4 separate regions of the Homo sapiens genome follow, and regions 2, 3 and 4 are each linked to region 1. The links are chromatin contacts, found by Hi-C or POLR2A ChIA-PET in ENCODE. All regions are on one chromosome and are shown on one strand. The core of a region is the stretch at or near the end of the contact, and the rest is flanking DNA. Distances in the headings are between cores, read along the strand shown. Region 1 overlaps LINC02615 (long intergenic non-protein coding RNA 2615). Region 2 overlaps JADE1 (jade family PHD finger 1). Region 3 has its middle 33 kb from the start of JADE1. Region 4 has its middle 93 kb from the start of JADE1.

Region 1 (3,467 bases), core at 613-3,112:
TCTGTGAGTTCGTGGTGGCCAAACATAGGGAGACTTCCAAGTGAAACCCTCGTTGATGACATAGTGAAACTGTGAGTTTATTGAAGTGGGAATACACCCCCTCCTAACTTACCCCACACAGAAACAGATCTGTGCAAACATGCTTGTCCTTTTTAGGATGATACAATAACTTTTGAGATAATGGAAGATACTCTGGAATCTTGGAAGTCAGTGAGAGGAACTACTGGCATAGTAGTTCTTGACTAACAGAAAGGCAGGAGTTCTCACAGACTAGGGTTAGCTGAGAGACAGTGATTTGGCCATCTCCAACCTATGCAATTACTCAGGGGCCAAAGGAAAGACAAGCCCAGTTTAATAAAACCCAACAGCAGGGATGTAGAGAATCAATAAATGTTGGTTGATGTCCACAGGGCAGCTTGGAAGCAACTGGAAGACCTTTTACAGCTGGTTATTTTTGAACAACAATCTAAGATGTATAAAAGCAGAAATAAAAATAACTGAAGAAAGGAGCCCTGACTTGCTGCCTTGAAATCATGAGTGTGCTGTGGTTGATTTGTAGCTTTTTGCAGTATGGTCAAGATGACCCCTGATTCAATACCTCCTTTTCCTACCACCTGCCTCCCCTGGGTGGGGGAGGGGAAAACCGTGCTAAAATATTCTATAGAACCAGTACTCTAAGAAGCAGCCTCTATAGCAACCAAGCAGGTAGGAGGTAGCTGCTGTAGTTTCTATCTTTTACCTTTTTCCTCCAAATATCCAGATTTCTAAGGGGTGAGAAAACACAAACACCAAAAACATCATTGGAATTTTGGATTAAAGACAAGACAGCTATCTGTCTTGTCTCATTTTTGATACACCAGCTGATAATTGGGCTATATCTGAGTCTAAAAATAACACATAGTACATTAAAATAATATTCCTTGGCTACAATTCCAAAGTGGTATTCTGGGATTTCTGTGCATTAATCCTGTAACAATAACAGGATTTGGGCTTTTAACTCCCCTGGTGTAGCTTTGAAAATCTAGCCTAAAGCAGCTAATGTTGCCGTTTAAATCATCCTCTCACTATCCTTAGGGAAATGTGGAGATTAAAAAAATGACAGCCCAACTGCTCAAATGACCTATACCTGGGAGAATAAGAGAAACAACCTATTTCCTCTCAGGAACTGGGCCGATCAATATAAATATTTCAAAAGGACCATCATGCAATAAAGGCCTTGGAATTTGTATCCTACATCAGAGCACCCTAGATATTTCCAACATAGACCTATCAGGTTTTCCACAAGGGAGGGAGACATTGTAACAGTTGAATAACTGGAACTGAACTGGGTTGCACGTGTGTGAGCCTCTGTGTGTGTGTGTGTGTGTGTTTGTGTGTTTAGGAAAGGAAGGGAAAGGAGGCCATTATTATTGTGTATGTTTCTGGTAAACATTCTTTTTTTCCCCTACTGAAACTTGGGCGTATCCCAGAAATTAGGTGCTGTTAATCGTGTCAGCTAAAAAAAAAAAAAAAAAAAAAAAAAAAGCATGTTCTAAAATATGCACACAGTTCTAAATTGAAGCTCTAAATAGCTTTAAATTGAAGTGGCAGGAGTTTTTCAATGATACCATTAATTGCATTTCATTAATTGGGAAAAAGAGCTTTTGTGTAGCTGTGGTTATGATGGGCTGGATTTAATCAGTGTAGGTACCACTAACAGGCTGGCACTGCTTTCGGCCTGCAATGCCTTTGAAATTCTAAAATGGAAAAGGAGGCCAACACACTGAGCAATTATTTCAGAACAGATTGCCCGTTAACATTTCATAATATCACCGAAATACATCCTTTCTGGGACAGAGACTTGCTTTGGCTATGAACATCCAAGAGGTGGCAGCACCCCATGCTCCGTTGGCTTTCTGCATCCCTCCAGATGAGAGCTCACCGCAGAGGTCTCATCATTGCGTCACCTGAAAGCCAGTTAGGAGGGCGGAGGTGGGGGGGAGGTGATGGAGGGAAGAGGTAGCGTTTTGTATTTCAGTTCTTCTGGAAGAGTTCAGGAAACAGCTGCATGGATTGTTTTAAATGGACTTGAAAAGGTTTTTCTTTTCTTTTCCTCCCTGAAATCTACTGCCCTGTGCAGTATCTCTCTATGAAGACCACATGAGTGCACTTACGTGTTCTCTGATTCACTCCCTGAGGGAGGAAGGAAGAGTTTCAATTGCCTGGGATCCCCTGAGACCTCATTTTCAATTCTCTGCACTTGTCTTTTATAAACACAGGAAGGTGGGATGAAGACGGCATTATTGACAATTATTTTTTGAGCATGTATGTGGGCAGGGCACTGACCACATCATCAAGAATGTGACACAGTCGGCTGCTAGGATAATTCTCTTCTTCCCTAACTGTTCCTCCAGGTCCCCCATACACATAGAAATCTCATGCTAAAAATATTTTACACAACAAATAGCTGTTGAGATCGCATCAAACCCTGAACAATAAGGAGCAATATAACCTTACGTGCTAGGTGTCATGTGCCTGATATGAGAAGCATCTGGTGACATGGGTGAAGGAGTGTCAGGGCTGGTCTAGCCTGGCCACTGTCCAACTATCTGTGGAAACTGGCCCTCGTCATGCTAGGAAGTGTGAGGGCAAGAGCTGGAATACACTGAGGCAGCCTTGCTGTTGGGGGTTATTGGCAGCTGTTGGGGGTTAGAGACAGGACTCTCATGGGTAAGTAGTGTGCAAAATGCCACAGGAGGCTGGAGCTGGGCTCAGCAACAGTCTAGGGTCCAGCACAGCTCAGCTGTGGGCCTATCCCCATCCTATCCAGCACAGGGACTTGGCCTCTGTGTACACCACTACGGCTGCTTGGCCTCACCTTCAACTCTGTGTACCTTTTCCTTAACTCATTTCTTCAGCTTAGTCTTGACCTTGACACCCTCATACCCTCTGTCCCATAGCTTTCCTACATGGCACCTGCTCTCTGGGTACATCTTTTTAGCTTCTGGTCCCACTAACAATTCAGAGACTATTTTCCCTGTATTTCCTGGTTAATTTTGAGGGAAGTGTGGAGGGGGAAGGGAAGGAGGAAGGGAAGAGAGACTCATTGGCTGAGTTAATTGCATTCTTCCTGTCTGGACAGAGCTTTGGAGGCCAGGCCATCTCCCAGGGGATGAGTTAGGCTCTGCTTGGCCACCTTTGAGTCACTTTTAGACCTGTGCAGGGCTGTCCCCCAGCCTGGGCTATGGGCATGGTTGTTCCCTTCAGGAGGACCGTGGATGTGGTAGACACCAAATTTGACATATTGTCCCTTTCCCCATACAAAGGAAGGCTCAACGATGCTGGATATCCTGCTGTCAGGGTACTACCCTGGTGAGTTGCTCAGACTCTAGGAAGAGAGAAAGGAACCTCTTTTCTTCTTTACAAGAAAGCAGTCATGAAGCTTGGAGAATACACATAAGAGTGATAATTTACACTCAATCTTCAAT
Region 2 (3,467 bases), core at 508-3,007, 370 kb after region 1:
TGAACATAGCCTTTTTAAATTTTTTCCAAAGTAGTACTACTGTGATAATGGATAAGGAGTTGAAATGGCTTCTTCTTTTTTTTTTTTTTTTTTGAGAGGGAATCTCACTCTTTTTGCCCAGGCTGGAGTACAGTGGCACGATCTCGGCTTACTGCAACCTCCGCCTCCTGGGTTCAAGCGATTCTCCTGCCTCAGCCTCCCGAGTAGAGTAGCTGCTAGGTTTGAGACCACCAACCTGATTACAGGTGCCTGCCACCATGCCTGGCTAATTTTTGTATTTTTAGTAGAGACTGGGTTTCGCCATGTTGGCCAGGCTGGTCTCGAGCTCCTGACCTCAGGTAATCTGGCCCGCCTCGGCCTCCCAAAGTGCTGGGATTACAGGCATGAGCCACCATGCCCAGCCTGTGTATAGTTTAAACCCTAATTTTCTTGTCTGGGTTAGTTTTTTTCTATTATTATTGCATATATTTTAAGTGACCTCCTTCTAATGTTGGCTGTTTTTACCTGTTTCAAAAACTTAAGCTTTTGAAGTATGTGATGACCTAATCAAGCAAATAGGGGATAATAGCATTTTATGGCATTATTACCTTTTCTCTTTTTTTTCTTCTGCACCTTTGCATCAGATATTCTTTTAAAGCAAGACAATTCTTTGATACTGCATCTCAGGAAAGAGGTGGCATATACATAGTTTATTGATGGTTGCTCGTTAGTTATAGGCTGGTGCTTTGCACTGGGGCAAGAAGTTGTGCTTCCAGGTCTTTTATATAGTGAAGAGCAGGGAAGAAATAAATCTTTACTACTGGCCGGGTGTGGTGGTGTGCGCCTCTAGTCCCAGTTACTTGGGAAGCTGAGGCAGGAGAATCGCTTGAATCCGGGAGGCGGAGTTTGCACTTAGCAGAGATCACGCTCCTGCACTCCAGTCTGGGTGACAGAGCAAGACTCTGTCTCTCAAAAAAAAGTATCTTTACTATTATAAGTGTAGTACACAATCATCGTAAAAAGTTAAAATCATGGCCAGGTGCAGTGGCTCATGCCTGTAATCCCAGCACTTTGGGAGGCCGAGGCGGGTGGATCACCTGAGGTCAGAGTTCGAGACCAGCCTGACCAACATGGAGAAACCCCGTCTCTAGTGAAAAAAAAAAAATACAAAATTAGCCGGGCGTGGTGGCACATGCCTGTAATCCCAGCTACTAGGGAGGCTGAAGCAGGAGAATCGCTTGAACCTGGGAGGCGGAGGTTGCGGTGAGCCGAGATCACACCATTGCACTCCAGCCTGGGCAACAAGAGTGAAACTCCGTCTCAAGAAAAAAAAAAAAGTTAAAATCATATTAAAGGTCATAAAGAGGAGGAAAAGTTCCCAACTCAGTCTGTCTTGGAACCCTTTGGTCACATTTCTCAGAGATGACCACTATGAACATTTATATTCTTTCAGAAATGTTCTATGAATATACAAGCAATTGCTGTAGGTATTTTCTCTCCTCCTATTATATATAAATGCTCTTATATTTTGGGTTTTTTCCCTGCAGTTAGCCTGTTTTTCTCCCCTAATATGTCTTGGGCATCTTTCCACATCTGAGCATTTAGATCTAACAGAAAAGAATTCTGAGTAGATGGAAATAAGGATAAAAGCTCAAGATTGGAGACCATGGTGACTGACTGCCTTTTTTGTTTGGTTGTGAATTCATTTACTCCCATGTCAAGGGAAGTTAAAAAAATACATTCCAAGTACAAATGATTGGAATGTTTTGTCATAGCTGCTCTTATTCAGTTGCTGACTCTTAATTGAGTCAGCAATTACAGAGTCCTGGAAGGGGTTTAATAGATTGCCTTAGAGCTCATAAGCAGTGATTGGATTATTTATACATTGGCAAATGAGAGCTGCTTGTGATTCATTCAGAACCACTCAAATTTAAAATTCCTTAAAGTCTTGAGAAATGCTTTCTTGGTTTTTAAATCTGAGTTCAAAAATAACTTATAAAGAATTTAAAGTGAACTAATGTATTATAGTACATGGGCTTTATGAGTAATGCTCCTAAGAGTAAATATTATAGTTATTTATTATGTGGTCAGTTATCATAATTTTTTTTCTTTTGGAGGAGGTGGCTATTGCTAATGTAAACTTGTCAGCTGAATATTTGTAAGTTTTACCTCCTTCCAGAGGTTCTGTATTAGCTTGGGCCAGCATTTTCCTTAAATAAGTTTTGATGTATGACGTTATAAAGAGCACATTTTTTTGCTTGAGATATTTAGACAAGATTAAAACATTAACGCTTAAGAGTTAAGCTATTTGTCAGTTAAATGTATGACTTTATTTTTGACTAGATATAACCCTTTAGTTAAATTGAGAATCTGTGTTTGAGTTATAGTCATAGTAGCATTTTTAGATTCTGTGAGCATATGAATTAGATAATGTTGCCAGTTGGAAAACTTCATATTTAAGCGATTAATGTTTACTTTAAAAACTGAGGTAAGAAACCAGCTGGGTTTCCTTCACATTCATTTAGGGGCAGGTGGACAGATTTTATTGTGAAGTTATAGGTCATTATATTTGGGTATTTAGAACTGTATATTCCATAGAAGACAAAAGTGACCAATTATTAAGAATATAATGTATCTTTTTGGGGGAGTATTCTATGTTCAGTAATTTAGGAATCAAATTATCAGGTACCTAGTGTTTAAAAAATAATTTGAACTATGTGAACTTAAACAGAAAGGAGTGGCAGGGCGCGGTGGCTCACGCCTGTAATCCCAGCACTTTGGGAGGCCGAGGCGGGCGGATCATGAGGTCAGGAGATCGAGACCATCCTGGCTAACACGGTGAAACCCCGTCTCTACTAAAATTACAAAAAAATATATATATATATTAGCTGGGCGTGTTGGCAGGCGCCTGTAGTCCCAGGCTGAGGCAGGAGAATAGCGTGAACCCGGGAGGCGGAGCTTGCAGTGAGCTGAGTGAGCCATTGCACTCCAGCCTAGGTGACAGAGCGAGACTCCAACTCAAAAAAAATAAAATAAAAGAGAAAGGAGTAGCTCATAAAATACTTAGTTTTATATAAGACCACCTGGTTTCTGAAAATACATTCTTTAGTACCTTTAGGTATTAGATTTTAGCTATTTGACAGAATGGAAGGGCATCAATAAATTTAAAAGTGAATACAGGAGAAGTTATTCCAGTTAAAGGTCAATTAGATATTAAAGTAAAAGCATCTCAAATTCAATAAAGTGGAGTGAACATAAGGTAACAGTACGGGAACTAAGGCATTCATCCAGTAGGTTATTTTAATACATAGTATTGCATTGGGTGATATATAAAAGTATGTAGCGGTCTTTAATTGAGTACCTTCTAGAACTTCTTGAGTGAAATAAATAAAAATGGAAACAGTAGATAAAACTGATACTTTGAGAGAGAAACCAGCCTTTCTGCATATGAGCCATAAGACAAAATCACTAGGTTGTAATCCTTATTA
Region 3 (3,467 bases), core at 313-2,812, 320 kb after region 1:
ACTAGCTACTCAGGCTGAGGTGGGAGAATCCCTTGAGCCCAGGAGTACGAGGTTGCAGTGATGGTGTCACTGCAAAAGAGCCTGAGCAAAACAGCAAGATCTTGTCTCTAAAAAAAAAGAAAGGATTGTCCATGTGCATACTTTGTTCATTCTCATACTTCATACCGTGCTGTCTTCTTTCCTTAGTACTTGTACAGGAACCACTATGATAAAAGACACATTGGAAGCACAGAAGAGGGGCAGGTAAATTACAATGAGGGCTCAGAGGCAGCTTCCTGTAGAGAGTGGCTCTCAAGTTGAATTTTAAAGAACAAGCATGAGTAGCTAGCTAGAGAATGAGGGGATAGGGTGTGTCAAGTGGGAGTTAAGAGCCGGAGGGGAACTTCAGCTCTGGAAGGCACCATTGGCAGTGGCCTGCCCCATTCTTGGTCCCAGCACCTGCAGAATAGAACCATTCTGGTTCTAGATTTTCCTGGGTAACCTTGACCCTTGGGGTCTGGTGACTTCATCTCCTTCTATTCCTTCAGCCTTAGGACTGGCTATTGGTAGTGGCTTGCTGTTGTTGTTAACTTCTGGATTATCTAAGCATCCTTATTGGTTTCTCAGCTCTTTCATCTCTGCTCTGAAGACCGAAAAAAAAAAAAAAAAAAAAAAAGAGAGAGAGCAGGCTGTGGGAGGCATGGAATAATCAACACCATTTCTGATGGGAAACTTCGATGAACTGTGAATGGCTGGGGTGAAGGATGTGTGTAAGAGGAGAGGAACAAATAAAATTAGAGAAGTAGAGTGTTAGGTATTAAGCTAAAAGCCGCAGGGAGCCATTGAAGGATTAAGTAGGGGATCTGATTAGCATTTAGAAAGATCATTCTGATAGCAATGTAAAGAATGGGCTTATTGCAGTTGGCCATGAACAGACTAGCAATAAGAAAACAAACATGTGGGAAACTGTTTCAGTGAGGGAGGGTGGACTAGTCAGCAATTCTCAAACATTTTGGCCTTAGGTGCTCTTCATACTCTTGAAAATTATTAAAGGCTCCAAGGCTGGGCTCAGTGGCTCACGCCTGCAATCCCAGCACTTTCGGAGGCTGGGGCAGATGGATCACTTGAGGCCAGGAGTTTGAGACCAGCCTGGACAACATGGTGAAACCCTGTCTCTACTAAAAATACAAACATTAGCTGGGCGTGGTGGCTTATGTCTGTAATCCCAGTTACTTGGGAGACTGAGGCAGGAGAATCGCTTGAACCCAGGAGGCAGAGGTTGCAGTGAGCCGAGATCGCGCCACTGCACTCCAGCCTGGGCAACACAGCGAGACTCCGTCTCAAAAAACAAACAAACAAACAAACAAAGGCACCAAGATAGCTGCCTTAGTTCCAGACATCACGTACAGACACAACAATGTGATAGAGGAGAGATTTTTCCATTAATGAATATTTCTGTTTAAGAGCCAGGATAACCTTTTTCAAAAATTCCTCAGCTCACTCTCCCAGTGCTTAAATCACAGAAAAAGGAAAAGGAGCTGTGTTTGGTTTAAACCAACCATGATTCACTCCCTGGAGCCAGGGTTGGGCATGGGGCCAGCCTCTTCTGAAGCTTATAGAGGCTCCTACTAGCAAGGACGAATGTGAAGAGGGTAAGTGCTCTTGGGTAAGCAGCTGTCAGCAGCTGCTACAGGATTCATCAATGCAGAAGTTGTCAGTGGAAGTCTGATGTCTACTGATGATTAACCAAAGAGTACTGAAGTCAGAAGAGCTGAGACAGAGGACAGGACTCTAAAGAATGCTGACACTTAGGAAAATGAGCAAAGTAAAATGAAGCTCTGAAAGAAACTGACCTGGGACATAAGAGTGCAGTGATTAAGAGCATGCGCTCCGAAGTGAGACTGAGTTAGGTGCTACTAACGTTAGCTGTCGGATCATGGGAAAATCACTTCGTTTTCTCATCTATAAAATGGGGAGGAATTATACCTATTTCATTAGTGCTGTTAAGAGGTTGGATTAAATAATAGTAATATGTGTACTTAACACAGAACCCTTAATAAATGAAGGCTACTCTATTATTAGTTTTAATATTCATGAGGATCTGCTTCAGAGATGGAAAGATAATGAGATGGAACAGAAGACAAGAGAAGATAATTTTTAAAGTGTCTCTAGTGATAAATACTGGAAAGAAGTCAAATAAGGTAAGGACCATCATGAAATGATTATAAGTGGTCCTATTCACGTTTTTAGCATCTACTATTGGCTTATATTAAACTAACAGCTAGCCAAATCCACAAAATTGCTTTTACACAAAATCCAGCCAAACTAGTTGCCTTTCTTTCTGTACCTTTGTAGCTAACTGCAGGATTTCCATTTTATACACTATGCTGTATCTAACTTTTTAGTCTAATGTTCTAGCCTGGCAAGATCAGTTTGAATCTTTGATCTATCTTTAGTACACTAAATGGCTTTTCCATTGATAATGTCATCTGTATACTTGATGTACGTGTCTTGTATATATATATTTTTTTTCTTTTTTTTTTTTTTGAGACAGAGTCTCACTCTGTTGCCCAGGCTGGAGTGCAGTGGCATGATCTCGGCTCACTGCAACCTCTGCGTCCTGGGTTCATGCCATTCTCCTGCCCCAGACTTCCGAGTAGCTGGGACTACAGGCGCCTGCCACCACGCCCGGCTAATTTTTTTTTTTTTTGTATTTTTAGTAGAGACGGGGTTTCACCCTGTTAGCCAGGATGGTCTCGATCTCCTGACCTTGTGACCCACCTGCCTCAGCCTCCCAAAGTGCTGGGACTACAGGCGTGAGCCACCACGCCAGGCCTGTGTCTTGTATATTTTTATGTAATCTTTTTATAACAAGTAAGTGGTAAGCATACTTAAAAGGAAAGTAACTTTTCTCCAAGCCGCATTCAGTTTTCTCATCTGTAAGTTGAGTATAATTAACAGGCCAGGCACGGTGGCTCACGCCTGTAATCCCAGCACTTTGGGAGGCCGAGGCAGGCGGATCACAAGGTCAGGAGATCGAAACTATCCTGGCTAACACGGTGAAACCCCGTCTCTACTAAAAAATACAAAAAATTAGCCGGGCGCGGTGGCGGGTGCCTGTGGTCCCAGCCAGTCGTGGGGCTGAGGCAGGAGAATGGCGTGAACCCGGGAGCAGAGCTTGCAGTGAGCTGAGATCGTGCCACTGCACTCCAGCCTGGGCGACAGAGCGAGACTCCATCTCAAAAAAAAAAAAAAAAAAAAAAAGCCAGGCACGGTGGCTCACGTCTGCAATCCCAGCACTTTGGGAGGCCGAGGCGGGCGGATCACGAGGTCAGGAGATCAACACCATCTTGGCTGACACAGTGAAATCCCGTCTCTACTAAAAATACAAAAAATTAGCCGGGCGTGGTGGCGGGCGCCTGTAGTCCCAGCTACTCGGGAGGCTGAGGCAGGAGAATGGCGTGAACCTGGGAGGCGGAGCTCGCAGT
Region 4 (3,467 bases), core at 663-3,162, 260 kb after region 1:
GAGAAATGCAACCAAGATTGCCTAGTATTGGCAAAAAACCCAGAATATCTACTTTTAAATCATGGAACTTGGTGACAAAGGCACTATGGTGCTTGGTACAATCATAAAGGACAAAGTCAAGGACTGGGAAAACTGAATATTAAGAGTGTAAGAACTTACAAGTACTGAGGGATCCCAGAGGCATCCTATCCCACTTGGCCTCTACACATTCATTTGTTCTAGAAGAATAAAGGTAGCATTGATCCAAGTCATACTGATCTTCTGTCTCTCCAGATAAGACTGATTTATAAGTTTACACCATCTGTTGGGGTTAGTGATGTTATTCTCTCTAATACCAGTTAATACCTCAAAAAGGGCTCTGTTTAGCTGAGACAAACAGTAACTTCAAGGACCTAATCATAAATTTTTTGCAATTTTCACTATGAAGAAATTCAGACTTCATCTTGATCTAAACCAGTGTGCTTTCATTTGTCCCCAGACCCTCAGGGATCTGTCTTCTCACTTATGAGACATTCATTCACCACCTCCAATACACACACACACACACATACACACACACACTTTTTTTTGAGACAGGGTCTCATTCTGTCACCCAGTCTGCAGTGCAGAGGCAACATCACAGCTCACTGCAGCCTCAACCTCCTAAGCTCAAGCGATCCTCCCACTTCAGCCTCCAGAGTAGCTGAGACTACAGGCATGAACCACCATGCCGAGCTAATTTTTTGCAATTTTTGGTAGAGACAGGGTTTCGCTATGTTGCCTGGGCTCGTCTTGAGCTCCTGGGCCCAAGTGATCCACCCACCTCCACCTCCCAAAGTGCTGGGATTATAGGCATGAGCCACCATGCCCGGCCTTTTCTCTCCATTTTAAGTCACTCCCCCTGCCCCCCAACTACCATAATTCTATTAAATACTTCAAGGGAAATTTTGAAGTTGGTGTCCCTGAGCCAAACTTTTAGAAGAGGTACTTTTCCCTGTGCTAACTTCAGCCTTTTCTTTGTTAGGTCCCTTCACGCACTGGAAGGGAAGTTTGATAGCGTTTTAAAAGAGTGAGAAACTCAGTGTGGAAAGAAAAAAAAATAAAAAATAAAAACAAGAAATGTTAGCTTTCAGAAAAGCTATTTCACAATACACTGCAATAACCACAAAAATCGAGAGTTTTGCCTTACAACCCTAGGTTTACCACTGAAGTATGTATGACCTCAAGAGAGTCAATTAACTTTCTGATTCGTAGTTTCCTCATCTCTCAAATGAGAAACTTGAACCAGTTACCCTAAGGTATATTATAATTCTAAAATGACACGATTTTATATCAACATGCCCCAAAAGTTATTGACCATGTGATATTTGACACTATTATTAAGGCCTGCCAAATTATATTCTATGTGTGGACATGATTCCTTCTAAAACCAGAGTAAAAACCATTCCAAAAAGATACTTGAGAAATAATCGGGCAATTGGGGGGCACCCACATAACGTTTGGTTGTTCAGTTTCATAACAGTACCACTCTTCCCCTCCTACAACCACCACTGCTGTCCGTTTCTACTTCCCTCAATGCTTTTTCACCCTAGACTCTTAATACCTCTCCAGGGCTAGAAGTCACCATTTTCTTCAGAGCAGTCCCGATAGTATCACCTGTGTACTCTGCCTATTAGATGGTGGAGGTAGCAAAATATCTTACATGATAAAAGTAAGGATCATCTGGTGGGAGAGGTAGAGATTGGTTTTGGACGTATTTAGTTAGTCCCTTTTGCTTCTCAAAATAAACATCTTTGTGCTCAGTTAAAAGCTTTCCAAGATGTTCACAAGGGAAGAGGGAATTCTTGCCAAAAACTTAAGCCCAGCCAGACAGGGATACTAAAATTTTGCTGCCTGTGGAAACACGTGGCCACGCAGGACTTTGGCATAAAAACAGTCATCTGTGCTTAAATGATGGCAGTGTAGACTTCTGGTGGTTCAGAGGCTATGTTCAGGGCACCCAGGCACAGTGTACAGGGTCTGACAACTCCATTGGCAGTTCCCATTCAATTACAGTTCACAGCACACTCTTGTCTATTTACAGAACTTACAACTCGGCAAACCTTGGTCCTTATGGTTGGAGGGGTAAAGAGAAACACTTCTCTCACTCTTTTCACAGTTTTAGTTCTGCTTCCAAATCTTAACAGTTGCAAAATGCTTTAGAAGATCTAGGCCCAAGAGCCCATCTGCAATTTTAGTGTTGTGACCTTGGGCAAGACACTTAACCATCTCTGAGCCGCAACTTTCTTGTCCATAAAATGGTGATAATGATCCTTGTTCTACTTTGCTTACAAGAATGTTGTACAGATCAATAAAATAACATAAATAAAAATACATTAAAAAGTGCTATGTAAATACAAGATTTTTAAATTATCAGGTGCCTCCTCTTCTTCTCTGCTCTTTCCTTTATCTCATCTGTTTCTGTGTCCTTTAAGCATCTTCATGGTCTTTTCTTAGTCCAAAATTCCCCATGTGGTTAATGCTTAGCTTCTTAAACACGGGCTTTTTATCAACCAGGCAAATCTATACCTATATATGATCTACCTACCTCCCCATTCAGAGCCAATCTATTACCTTTAGTATAGTCTCATTCATTTCCAGTTGCATGAATTGAGGACTTAATGTCTCTGTGTCCTAGGCTAGGGATACAAAATTGAACGAGCAGATTCAGCCCTCGAGGAACACACCATTAGATCTAAGCATCTTAGACCAGTCAAATAGGTTCATCAGGTCTACATAAGTTGCAGTTGAACCTTCTCTCCCTGGAAGAGAACTCTGCTTCTATGAGTTTAGGTGTATCTGGACAGTTTGGGGCAGAAGTTGAACTTTGAAGTCCTTTAATCCCACTGTTCTGGAGAAGGCAGGCAACTATCCAAGCCTCCTTGAAATTATTTTTCACATTCCTTTGTTGACTGGCCCCATACTTCCCCCTCTTTTTTTCCTAATTCAATATCTTATTTAATGTTGAGCTTTTGCTAGTGTTCAAGTCCATGTTAGACAATGAGAATTGGTTCCATTAGCTTAGCTATCAGGTCAGAGAAATGAGACCACCTGTAGCAACATGACTTACTGTTTGCTCTAGTAAATTCTTGCCCAGGAAGATAAACTTGTAGAGCAATAAATAATTTCACTGTTTGTGTCAGGAAATTCCTGAAAATCAATTTATTTGAAAGTTGCTCATGTGGGCAAATGGCCCTCTTCTCAGGGCAATAAATTCACTTACCTGGGCAAATAGTTCTCTTATCAAACAACTATGCACTTATCAAGACTTGCTTTAGGACCCTCTCATTGCTGTGTCCATCAGATCTACACCTGCTGGGTGCGGTGGCTCACATATGTAATCCCAGCACTTTGGGAGGCTGAGGAGGGTGGATCACCTGAGGTCAGGAGTTTGAGACCAGCCTGGTCAACATGGTGAAACCCTGTCTCTATGAAAAATACAAAAATTA

What was found. A loop is a pair of places that touch in the nucleus more often than their neighbours do. ChIA-PET counts read pairs that join two places held with the same protein, here RNA polymerase II (POLR2A). Pooled maps may share reads with other maps.
Region 2: a loop to region 1 is called in a pooled map, with 4 times the contacts of the local background. The contact joins two enhancer-like sites. A Hi-C loop is called at or near these places in 23 of 168 maps with a recorded cell type or tissue (HCT116, IMR-90, Right ventricle myocardium inferior and 15 more) and 16 of 50 pooled maps. POLR2A ChIA-PET finds 5 or more read pairs at or near these places in 14 of 52 experiments (A549, A673, AG04450 and 9 more).
Region 3: a loop to region 1 is called in a pooled map, with 2.1 times the contacts of the local background. The contact joins two enhancer-like sites. A Hi-C loop is called at or near these places in 1 of 168 maps with a recorded cell type or tissue (Caco-2) and 7 of 50 pooled maps. POLR2A ChIA-PET finds 5 or more read pairs at or near these places in 2 of 52 experiments (A549 and activated CD4-positive, alpha-beta T cell).
Region 4: a loop to region 1 is called in a pooled map, with 2.5 times the contacts of the local background. The contact joins two enhancer-like sites. A Hi-C loop is called at or near these places in 4 of 50 pooled maps. POLR2A ChIA-PET finds 5 or more read pairs at or near these places in 2 of 52 experiments (OCI-LY7 and WTC11).

The regions. Positions count from the first base shown.
Region 1 is chr4:128,452,574-128,456,040 of GRCh38, forward strand. All of the region lies in intron 1 of LINC02615 (long intergenic non-protein coding RNA 2615), which reads left to right. Among named protein-coding and RNA genes, the nearest start is that of LINC02615, 26 kb to the left of the region's middle. Within about 2 kb of position 1,863, at least 5 of the 41 ENCODE cell types and tissues checked have a DNase peak (open chromatin) inside an H3K27ac peak, as active enhancers do.
Region 2 is chr4:128,821,419-128,824,885 of GRCh38, forward strand. The region is part of intron 1 of JADE1 (jade family PHD finger 1); the gene reads left to right. Among named protein-coding and RNA genes, the nearest start is that of JADE1, 13 kb to the left of the region's middle. Within about 2 kb of position 1,758, at least 3 of the 41 ENCODE cell types and tissues checked have a DNase peak (open chromatin) inside an H3K27ac peak, as active enhancers do.
Region 3 is chr4:128,775,319-128,778,785 of GRCh38, forward strand. No RefSeq gene overlaps it. Among named protein-coding and RNA genes, the nearest start is that of JADE1, 33 kb to the right of the region's middle. RefSeq lists an enhancer at 579-1,100. Within about 2 kb of position 1,563, at least 3 of the 41 ENCODE cell types and tissues checked have a DNase peak (open chromatin) inside an H3K27ac peak, as active enhancers do.
Region 4 is chr4:128,714,658-128,718,124 of GRCh38, forward strand. No RefSeq gene overlaps it. Among named protein-coding and RNA genes, the nearest start is that of JADE1, 93 kb to the right of the region's middle. Within about 2 kb of position 1,913, at least 5 of the 41 ENCODE cell types and tissues checked have a DNase peak (open chromatin) inside an H3K27ac peak, as active enhancers do.